2 separate regions of the Homo sapiens genome follow, and region 1 is linked to region 2. The links are chromatin contacts, found by Hi-C or POLR2A ChIA-PET in ENCODE. All regions are on one chromosome and are shown on one strand. The core of a region is the stretch at or near the end of the contact, and the rest is flanking DNA. Distances in the headings are between cores, read along the strand shown. Region 1 overlaps LETR1 (lymphatic endothelial transcriptional regulator lncRNA 1). Region 2 has its middle 260 kb from the start of LINC02852.

What was found. Hi-C counts contacts between places; a loop is a spot of excess contacts on that map. ChIA-PET counts read pairs that join two places held with the same protein, here RNA polymerase II (POLR2A). Pooled maps may share reads with other maps.
Region 1: a map of endothelial cell of umbilical vein shows a loop between it and region 2 (18-fold over the local background). The contact joins two enhancer-like sites. A Hi-C loop is called at or near these places in 1 of 168 maps with a recorded cell type or tissue (endothelial cell of umbilical vein) and 5 of 50 pooled maps. POLR2A ChIA-PET finds 5 or more read pairs at or near these places in 1 of 52 experiments (K562).

Annotation. Positions count from the first base shown.
Region 1 is chr15:95,296,501-95,302,570 of GRCh38, forward strand. All of the region lies in intron 1 of LETR1 (lymphatic endothelial transcriptional regulator lncRNA 1), which reads right to left. Among named protein-coding and RNA genes, the nearest start is that of LETR1, 28 kb to the right of the region's middle. Within about 2 kb of position 4,596, at least 4 of the 41 ENCODE cell types and tissues checked have a DNase peak (open chromatin) inside an H3K27ac peak, as active enhancers do; they include endothelial cell of umbilical vein, where a contact is called at or near this core.
Region 2 is chr15:94,842,969-94,848,594 of GRCh38, forward strand. No RefSeq gene overlaps it. Among named protein-coding and RNA genes, the nearest start is that of LINC02852, 260 kb to the left of the region's middle. Within about 2 kb of position 1,748, at least 22 of the 41 ENCODE cell types and tissues checked have a DNase peak (open chromatin) inside an H3K27ac peak, as active enhancers do; they include endothelial cell of umbilical vein, where a contact is called at or near this core.

The sequences.
Region 1 (6,070 bases), core at 3,346-5,845, 460 kb after region 2:
GCATCTGACCTCCTCTCCGCTTTGTCCCCTTTCTTGGATCTCCCACAGGTACAGTTTCCGCAGGCTGTAATGATGATGGAGTCATCTTGGTGGTGTCATTTGGGGCGGGGATGGGGAGAACCCAAGGTGCCCCCCCAGGCCGGGTAGGGCTTTCTCTCTGCAGCCTCTTCACCTGTCCCAACTTGGCTGGGGTGACTCCCACGACTAAGGGAGGAAGCAAAGCTCTGACCCCTTTCTTTACAGACCGTTGATAATAACTTCCTGTAAAGACCTTTTATTCCAGGCTACAAAATGAGTGAACAGTATTTATGGCATTTTTCCAGTATCAGAGTGTTGATGGGATCAGGTCACAGAGGGAAACTTGAATGGCTCTTTATTGTCAGAGCACTGCCTGATACAGACATGGCCAGCCACACAGAGATATGAAATGCTTAAAGACTGCACAGGCAGAACAGCCCCTCTAAAGTCTCTGCCAAGATAAAGGCAGCTGTTCCGGCTCACTTAGGTTGGCGGAGCAGAGAGCAGGTACCAGTTGGGCAACTGGGTGTAACCTGGGGAGAGCAGATGTTTTTTTGCAAAATTCTGAAGGCAACACTTTATTTGCTCCTGGTTTTTTGTTTTTGTTTTTTTTTCACTTCAGCTATGGGTCATCATTCCTTTTTCTTTGCAAACATCCATCTCATTTGTAGTAGGAAGCAGCCACTTACCATATTGTGAGCTATGAGTCTTCTTAAACACTGTCTATCTCCTAAGGCCAAGCAGTTGTGATCTCTTTTTATAGGCTCAGCTGCTGTGGCCTTTCCAAATAAATGCCTGTTTGGTGACCCATGTCTCAACCCCAAAGTGAGAAATGTATTTCAAAATTGCTTCAAATACTGCCTATATTCAATGCTTTTGGATCTAACTAGATTAATTATAAAAAGCCCTCTTCCGTTGGGTTTGGATAGATAACTAGAAAAATGGAGTCTGAGCTTTCCCAAAATCCTCTCCGATTTAAACTAATCACAAATCTACTACAGCCACTATATTTTTATCCCTCACTTTAGAAGATATGCAGGTATGATTGTTCATTGAAGAGGCTGTTGTGTTTACAGGCCTCTTAAAATTCTGGTTTTATTGTTCAAAATCTCCAACGTACCCGAAAAACAATTATAATAAAAATTGCCCGAAGTATAATCTATTTCAAGTATCAACTCACTTAACTATTTTTCTTGTCATGGAACAATTTGGATATATGCAAATACTAGAACTAGGGGTGTTTTTTTCCCCTCTAAAAGACATTTTGCAGTGTCTGGAAACGTATAAAGTTATTTTTACATCTCACAATTTGGTGGTGGTGTTGGGGGGTGCCACTGGCACCTGAGAAACACCAGATGCTCTTAAATACCCTACAATGCACAGATGGTACCTCCATTCCCATCCCCAGCTCTGCCCTCATGCAACGAAGAATGATCTGGCCCAAAATGTCAATAGTGCCAAGGTTGAGAAACTCTGTGCTGGAAGAGATTGCCCCAAACTGGATTCTAAAAGAACTTGAGTTGGCGTCCCAGATCTGTGGATTCTGTGACCTTGAGTAAGTTACTTATCTCTCTGATCTCTTCTGAAGTGAAAAGTGATCAAACTGTCTGGGTGTGAGAAGAATATAAAAGGATATATGTAAAATATCTGGCCAGAAATAAGTTCAATCATTACTTTTCTCCCTTCTTTTCCCTAACAAAGTGTAGTAAAAGGCTCTGCCTCAAAGTGAGTTCTGAGAGAAAGGAGTTTTGAAGTACTCATATTTTTCACTGATTTGGTAATATCTCAAGATTTTATTACTTGCCTGTTTAAAAAAAAAAAAAAAAAAAAAATATATATATATATATATATATATATATATATATATATATATATGCGCCAGGTAGAGTTTGGTGAACTGAACTGAAGTTGTCTTTTTGGTTTGAGAGACTGCAGAAAGGATTTTAGTCTTCATTTAAAATTTTCTATAGTGGTTCCAATGGCATTGTTAATTTTGGGTGAGAAAAGCAGAAAAACTCTAGGTTTGGCAAGCAGACAGACCTGGATGCAAATTGTGTGTCTCTCCTTCTTGACTTTGTGACCTTGGGCACAAGGTATTCTTTCCAAGATTCAGATTTCCTCATTGGTAAAATGGGCATCATGACTTCTATATTTCAGATTTTTTGTTGAACAATAAATAATATAAATAAAGCAGTATCTAACACAAAGCCAAATGGTGTTGAGGATCTGCCTAAATCACAGTAGTTGACAGTAACAGTTCGCCTTGCTTTTGTTCTTGCCTCATTAAAGAGATGAGAGGTAGGCCAAAGGCAAGGAACCAAGGGCTGCCTACATGCAGGGAGCAAGCCCCATGGAACGGACCGGGGAAGACAGCTCACCTTTCAGGGAACAACCTGTTCATGGAAATCAACCCTACACATTTGTGCAAGATCTTCCAACTAGAAAAGTCTCCTAACATTCAGCCTGTGGTTTTTCAAAGAGAGGAAGTGGTCAGGTACCACATATTAACAGAAGGGCTCTGTGACAGACTGTATTTTCCAAAGATGGCTGCAACAAACTCCTATCCCAGACCACCCACTGAGAAACTCCGTAAATTAATTCAAGGTATTTTATTTTAATATAATTTTTGATATGCTCATTTGTTTCCATTTATAAATGTTATGCACACTCATTATAGAAAATTTGGAAAATGCCATAAAAAAGAGTTAAGATAAAAAAAATCAAGTTAGCAGTGATATTAAGATACCTTTTTGATGAATTTCTGCTTTCAAATGTGTTTAGCTACATAGTTTGGATACAAAATTATAAGTGACCACAATGCTAAGGCTGTGTCATCACATGCAAAACGAAGTGCAAATTAAAATAGTTATTGCAAAAATTTAGGCCCAGAACTTTCTTACCTACAGAGTCCCTGTAATTAAGGAAAGGTGTTTAGGATAATTGCCTCCATTTACCACTTTAGTTGTTTGAGGGAATGAGGTATCAGGAACTGGCTGGCATAAATTTTTCTTTTCTGATTATATAAAATGCTTAGTCCGACTATTTTTCTCAAAGTGGTTTTTTTGCTCAATGAAAAGCCGTTTTTAAAAAAATTAAATATACTTTGATTCAGTTGTCAAAAGAATCTTCATGTTTTCAATAACCAAATTACCAATCAATTCTATCAATTTAGTTTAAAATAATAATAATAAACCAACCCAGTCATTAATGAATTCAAAACAGATATTTCAAGGTATAAAATGTTCCTTGAAATTTTTCTTTTTCTTTCTTTCTTTTTTTTTTTTTTTTTTTTTTTTGAGATGAAGTCTCACTCTGCTGCCCAGGCTGAAGTGCAGTGGCGCTATCTGGCTCACTGCAACCTCCGCCTCCTGGGTTCAAATGATTCTCCTGCTTCAACCTCCAGAATAGCTGAGATTACAGGTGCATGCCACCATGCCTAGCTAATTTTTGTATTTTTAGTAGAGATGGGGTTTTGCCATGTTGGCCAGGCTGGTCTCAAACTCCTGACCTCAAGTGATCCACTGCCTCGGCCTCCCAAAGTGCTGGGATTACAGGTGTGAGCCACTGCGCCTGGCCAGAATTTTTCTAATAAGTGAAATTAAATATACTGTTCATATTATGCTGTTATTCCAAATTGAATTTACAGGTGGCAAATAGAGGTGAGCCAGTCTTGGTTATGCACTATATTTGCCCCCATAGTGCACGCATGTTAGTGAGTGTGGGGTGAGGAGATGGCTTGAAGACGAGGTAGACAAGAGAGGTTGTAAATATTTTCTAATTTTTTTCCAATAATTTAGAAGAGATTGCAAATATGTTCTTTTTCCAAGACTTAAGTCAGATACAAGCCTTCCCAATGACGTGTGAAAGGCAAATTTTGGGGGTGCTCCTAATTTTACATCCTATGTCTTATATTAAAAGATGTTGAATAAGTTCTTAGGTAGCACTTAGGATTAAGAGTCACACAGCACGCCTGTAACCCCAGCGCTTTGGGAGGCCGAGGAGGGCGGATCACGAGGTCAGGAGATCGAGACCATCCTGGCTAACACGGTGAAACCCCCGTCTCTACTAAAAATACAAAAAAAAATTAGTTGGGCATGGTGGCTGGCACCTGTAGTCTCAGCTGCTGGGGAGGCTGAGGCAGGAGAATGGTGTGAACCCGGGAGGCAGAGCTTGCAGTGAGCTGAGATCACACCATTGCACTCCAGCCTGGGTGACAGAGGGAGACTCTGTCTCAAAAAAAAAGAAAAAAAAAAAGGAGTCACACGGAAAATTGACTTACTATGAAATCATCAGAGGAGTAGATAATAGGTAAACAAAAACTCCCTTTGGCTTCTAGTCCAATCTTGAAGGCAAATACAGATTAGAAAAAAGCAAAGCTGGAACCCTGAATGTCACAGCCACACAGGCTATAGGACATAGGACCCATAAGGAAAAATCAGGGATCCCGGGGACAGGCAGGAGGTGGATTGGATGTAGGAACTATAATCTGGTGAGGAAGGGAGAGAAAGACTTTTGCCAGGAAAGGATGGATCGTACTGCCAAGGAATGCAGAGTGAGGCATTTCCTAGCACTGCAGACTAGCAGGACTAAGGGTTTCCTACTGGTACACTGTCCACATTCCTAAGCCCACATTTCCATTGTCTGTTTACTTAGGGTATTTTTTGGCTGATTGTTTGCTCATGTATTTGTTTCTTACTTTCAAAATGACTAATTTGAGAGCAGACTGCCATTCTACGAGTCATATTATGCAAAAAATAAGTAGATCGAAGCACAGGGACCATCTACCTTGCAAAACAAAGTCTTTGGTTCATTCAGAGTTGGTTAATTTTCTCAGTGCTTTTCTCCCCCTGGTGATGTTGAACAATTTTCTTTCTACCTATCCTCACTTCCAATGTGCTTGTTTTTAAGATCATAATTTGTTGATGAGTGGTTGTTTGCCAAGACCGGTCTTAGGGTCTGTGAAACACTAAAGTGTATATAATAGGCAAATCCTCAAGCTTTGTTTCAAAGATGTATGCTACCTTGACATGTAGCATTTTGTATTTGACAAAAAGGCAAGAGATCTGCATAATCTAGACAAAAAATGAAATCTTGTAATTTGCAGCAACCTGGATGGAACTGGAGGCCATGATGTTAAGTGAAACAAGCCAAGCACAGAGAGGCAAATATCACATGATCTCATTCATATGTGGGAATGAAAAAAGTGCATCTCATGAAGACAGAGTAGAATGGTGGTTACCAGAGGCTTGGAAGGGTAAGGGGGATGGAAGGATGATGGGAAAAAAAACCGAACATAAATACTGAACTGTACACTGAAAAATGGTAGAGACGGTATACTGTATCTGTATATTTTATCTCAATAAAAAGTGTAAGATATTAAAAAATAATAGGCCACGCACGGTGACTCACGCCTGTAATCCCAGCACACTGGGAGGCCGAGGCGGGTGGATCAAGAGGTTGGGAGCTCAAGACCAGCCTGGCCAACATGGTGAAACCCTGTCTCTACTAAAACCGCAAAAATTAGCTGGGTGTGGCAGCGAGCACCTGTAATTCCAGCTACTTAGGAGGCTGAGGCAGGAGAATCGCTTGAACCCGGGAGGCAGAGGTTGCAGTGAGCGGAGATCGTGCCATACCACTTCAGCCCGGGTGACAAGAGCAAGACTCTGTCTCAAAAATAAATAAATAAATATATACATACATACATATAAAATAATAATAAGAAGTAAATGTGGCTGGTTTCAAGCATGAGTGTGGTAGACTAATTGGGATCTTTTTGCCAAGGTAAGTATCATGGTGGGTGTGGTATGTGAAAGGCTTGGTGCCCAGTTGAAAGTCCTGTTCTCACATCATCTGCCTCTCATTTACGCTTCCTGTTACGACAGTAACCAGGGGTGATCACAAAACAGTAGGAGATGTATTTCCTGGTTTTTGCCGACTAGTGAGCATCTAAGAGACACTTGTAACTTCTCTGTGCTTACTCACACTCTGGGATTTCTCTCTCTCCAGCTTGGATAGGTAGTTCCTCTTCTTTTAAAATCATTCAAAACTATTT
Region 2 (5,626 bases), core at 498-2,997:
TTGGTCTAAGACACACAGCTAAATACAGACCCTAAAAGTTAAATTTATGTCTGCCTCAAACTCCTGTTTCTACTATATATTCGTAGCCTCTCAGTTTGGATATCTTACACTATCTTGCTATTTCCCAAGTATTTACTCCAAATAAAGAACAGAATACAATATAAAGTCAACCAATATTCCCTAAGCAAGAGATGCAGTAGCAGCAGTTTCACAAAGACTATCTCATTTATTCCTTTAATAATCCTGGGCAGGAAATTATTAGCAGTCCCATTTTATAGCTAAGAAAACTGAGGCTCTGAGGATTAAGTAACTTGCTTGGGCCACAATCTGTAAGTGGCACTATCAGGACTTGAATAGTGATCTGGCACTAATTCTGGAGCTCTTCCTACCTCCAATTTTTTATTAGTTAATAAAAATAATTCAGAGAGACAATAAGTGCCTTGCATTAGCATACCACAGTCATAACCCCTCAGGTAGTGCTCCATATATGTAATGAACAAATTAATGGATTTACCTCCTACATCTGATTGTGAACTAAAATTGTCACTAATTTTTTTTTCCTGCCTTTCCTTCCTGTTTTCCCTTTGATTTGTGATACACATAACTGGAAAGCCTGTTAAAAGATAATTTTCAAAAAACGATAAAATCATGACTCTCATACAGATACAAATATGAAGACATATTAAAGAATGTCTGTTACTGCTATAATACGAAGGAAAGAGGCAGATATCATAACCAGTTCAAAGGAAAAGTCAAAAGAACATAAATGTATATGGAATATACATAAATGTATAAAAGAATGTTGAGATGAATTGTAAATGGAGACGAAACTTTTCCACCAGGGAGGTGGTGGTGTTCGGTTAACTATATCCTAGAAAGGACACTGCTATCAGTTACCTATAATTTACAGAGTTACCAAATAGCTCAAAGACGGTGAACAAACAGGGCTAGAACTGGGCAGCCAGACAGGTGTGCTATAGATGATGAATATTTTTCCATTGAGACATTTGTATTTTAAAAGGCCCTTACTGTAGTAGAGAAGCTCATTTAGAGTATTACATGCAGTAGATGATAGACAGGTTGTTTGAAATAAACATAATAGGACTAGTCCAATATATAATAGATGTATGAATGAATGGGATGTTCTTTTCTATGCTATTTCCGTATTCTGTGTAAATGATCAGTAACGAACATCCTTGTAGAGCTGGCAAACACACAGAAGCAGCCAACATAGAGAGAATGGGCTTGAAATGCTGCTACCCTGAAGAAAAAAAAATACACATATATCAGCTCATCCTGGTTCCGGCCTGGGGCATGGGTGGGGGGTAAAGGATTAGAGTCCCTTGGTCCTGGTCTGCCATACATAAAGAGTCTCAAATTTATACTGAAAACGTCAGTGACCTCCAAATGAGGTTACACGGTCTCAGCTATACACTCAACGGAATGAAGAAAGAAAAAACACATCACGCAACTTTCAACATGTGTCTCATTTCCAACCACAATTGCTTGGAATTTAAAGCTGGCATTTTTAAAAATCCTGCTAGTAAATAGCAAAATTATATTTATGTGTGTCCCTCGTGTATGTATATTAAGCACATTAATTTGTACAACATGACACTTCTTGCTTCCACATTTCATTTTTCTTTTTGTAACTTATTAACCAGGAGGCTCATAAACGCAAGTGGCCTTGACTCTCCCAGAACTGAGAGGACCTGCCCTGGCCCGAAGCCAAAGGCATTTTCCCCAGCAAATAGCTGGACTTAGGATCCGTTTAACAAAGCTCCTTTAAAAGTCCTTTGGAGTGCGCCGGCCGGTGACACCCAAGAGGCGACCCCTCCGCCCTTCCGCTTTTGGAGGGTGGGCGGCCGGGGGTGGGGGTCACAGTGGCCAGCGTCCCCGGAGGGCGCCGGCTTCCAGGTGCGGGTGGGGCTGCGCGCCCCGCCGGGCCCGGAGAACTTTCACTGGGCGTCCGCGGCGCGCAGACAATGGGCCGGGGAAGCGCCTTATCGCGGCGCGCAGGCCTTCCCCGAGCGCGGCGGGAGGCGGCGGCGCTTCCGCGGGCCCAGGGCCGCCAGTCCCCCGTCCCCCGGTCGCCCGCCGCCCCCTGGCCAGGCCCCGCCGCCGCCGCCCGCTGCTTCCTCCCGCTCTTCCTCCCTGCGACCTCGCGGCCTCCTGGCGAGGCGCGGCCGGCGGAAAAGCTTGGTGGGGTGGCCGCGGCAGCGACACGCGCGGCCGGCCCCGGGAAAACAAAGGGGGGATGTGTGTGGCCAAGAGTCCGGAAATGGGGCGCCGGTGGGGGCCGGGGCGGCGCAGCTCTGCCTCCTGGAGCCTATTGTTTGCCGGGTGCACATGCACACGCGCTTAACAAGAAATTAACACATCCTGCCGCCGCTTATCTATCCATCGATGGCCAAACAGACGGCGCAGTCACTTTGCACGGAGAGGGCTTTTAATGTAATGACCAGGCCGGAGAAGAATATCTCAAGCCCTTCGTAGAAGTTCCTCTTTGTTTCCGTACGGCCCTTGATACCATTTGTGATTCTCAAGCTACTATGACAGCTTCTTAAAAAATGTATTACTTTTTTTTGGTAGGGGGCGTCTTTGAATTTCTTAAAAGGGGGCATTCTGAAGATCCCTTGCCTAACAGATTTTTTTTTCGTCTTTTTGGTACTAATTCTAAAATGATGTAGTTTTATAGTGTGCCAGGCACTATTCTAAGAGTTTCAACTGTATGAACTCTTTACGCTCCTTAACAACCCTGTGAGTTCCGTGGTATTTTTATCTTCATTTTCTAGATGAGGAAAGGAGGACATAAAAGAAACCACGCTGGTAGAGAGGTAGTAAATGAGGCAGCCCAGATCAGAATCCTGGCTTGCCAGCTTGAGTCCATACTCTGAAATGAGGCCTTCCAACTTATTTTTTCACCTCTGGGTTGCCATGATTTGGGTTTTAATTTAATTTTTTTTTGATCACTGAAGTGCAGGACGTTTGTCTAGCCCTTGCTGTTCCTGAACGGGTTATCTAGGGAAGCTTGTAACCGAGCCGAATTTCATAGATCAGAGGAGCAAATGACTTCATTACGCATATGCTTTGCTGTATTAATGACTGTCTGCACGATTTAGGATTTAGGCTGTCTCTGGGTTTTTGATGAAGGGCTGTGGAATTGAAGTGGAATTTGTCGTTTCTATGAAAGGGACATGTTGTCATGTCTATGGCAAGTATTCAAGCAAAATGAGCACCAATAAATTTGAAACCGATTAATCAACCTGGACAATAAGCCAGAATTTCCATTTTCTGGAAATTTTCATCCAAGTTGGGTGAATGTGGCCTAAATTACCCTTTAATGAATGATTGGGTCTCTTTTGTGTAAAGCTGGGCCCTGTGTGCTGTTCTAGAGAAATGCCAACCCAATCTCCTACATTATTCAAACCCCCCGCCCCCCAACCCCAGCAGGTGAGGTCACCCCAGTTAACTCATGCTGAATTCTCAGTAAGGTCCAAATGCTCTTTGGGGACAGAGGATGCACGGATGAATAAGACACTCTTCGTACCTAAAGCAGTAACTCACTGAAAGACAATGACCAATAACTAAAATTCGATTTGATAAGTGCTATATAATATGGGGGAAGAATACACATGAGAAATCTCATATGTGTACTTTCACCTTGGGGTCAGATTACTACAGAGAGGTTCAAATGTTGGCTGGGCGTGGTGGCTCATGCCTGTAATACCAGCACTTTGGGAGGCCGAGGTGGGTGGATCATTTGAAGTCAGGAGTTCCACACCAGGCTGGCCAACATGGTGAAACCACATTTCTACAAAACATACAAAAATTAGCCAGGTTGTTGTGGCGTGTGCCTGTGATCCTAGCATCCGGTGGAGGCTGAGGCATGAGAATCACTTGAACCCGGGAGGTGGAGGTTTCAGTGAGCCGAGATCCCACCACTGCACTCCAGCCTGGGCAACAGAGTGAGACTCTGTCTCAAAAAGAAAAAAAAAAAAGGAGAGGTTTAAATGCTTCGAAACACTCTTGTCTTTTACAAAGGAGCTAAGAAATCATTTGTTTAACAAATGTTTATTGAACCCCATTTTTGTGGCAGGTACTGTTTTATTTTCTTTTCTCCCCCGAGACGGAGTCTTGTTCTGTTGCCCAGGCTGGAGTGCAGTGGCGTGATCTCAGCTCACTCTGTCTCCCGGGTTCAAGTGATTCTCCTGCCTCAGCCTCCTAAGTAGGCTGGGATTACAGGCGCCCACCACCACACCAGTGTACTACCCAGTGTACTCTTCTACTCTTGCTTACAGTAGAGGAGACATCTGTCTTGCATGTAGGATAATTCCATCCCTTCCCACCACCCACCCCAAAGATCCACTTGATGACATCTTGGACACTCAAAGCCATCTTAAATTCTACATGCCTAAAATGTACCTCGTAACTATCCCTCCTACATCTGATTATCCTGCATTTTTCCCACTCTCAGGAATGACCTTGCCTTTCATCTGGATGTACTCACAAGCATGGTGGAAGGCAAGGAGGAGCAAGTCACACCTTACATAGATGGCAGCAGACAAAGAGAGAACTCGTGTAGGGAAACTCCCATTTTTAAAACCACCAGATCTCATGAGACTTATTCACCAACATGAGAACAGCATGGGAAAGACCTGCCCCCATGATTCAATTACCTTGCACCGGGTCTTTCCCACAACACATAGGAATTCAAGATGAGATTTAGGTGGGGAAATAGTCAAATCGTATCACCCATGTTTCAGGGAAGTAATAAAAGGAAAGAGCTGTTGTAAAAGTATAAGGAATGGAGTCCAAGGAAGTAAGAAACAGTCAAAGTCAAAGTGGTTACACTTGAAATGGAGAAAGATCATGTGTAATGGTTAGAGAGAACATGGCTAAATTAGTAAGCCAGTGATGGCTTGGGCCAGGGATGGTCAATGACGGGAGTGAATGAAGTGAAGTAGAAAGGAGGTCATTGGAGATGAACAGCTTACGATGTTGAGTGCTCAGACTCTTGGATAGTCTTCCACACACAGACTGGATTAACTCAAGATGACAGCAGGACTGGCAATGAAAAGGAAGACTGCCAGTCATGTGCTGTTATTTTTGAAGACAGGGAGTGGCGAACAGGTCTCTCAGTGGCAGCAGCAAATAGGGAGGAATGCGGCATAAGGAAAAGGCAGGATATTCAAGAAAGGGGGGCGTAAGGCAGATGAATGATAAGTTGAAAACATTTTATCTCTTCTGCTGCCCTCTTCCTGCCTCCACCAGATTCTGTCCCTGAGAAAATCAATAACATATGTAAATATTTGCATCTTTGAAGTATTTCAGGAAAAATTTTTCGTCATCATTTTTTGAATTTCAAGTTTTATTTTAGCTACAAGGAGGACATGTGAAGGTTTGTTACATGGGTATATCGCACCCAGGTAGTGAGCCTAGTACCCATTAGGTAGCTTTTCAACCCCCCTCCCACCTCTAGTATTCCATAGTGTCTATTTTCCCCATGTTTATGTCCATGTGTGCACAATGATTAGCTCTCACTTGTAAGTGAGAATGTTCAGTATTTGATTTTCTGTTCTTGCATTAATTCTCTTAGGAATATGGCCTCCAGCTCCATCCATGT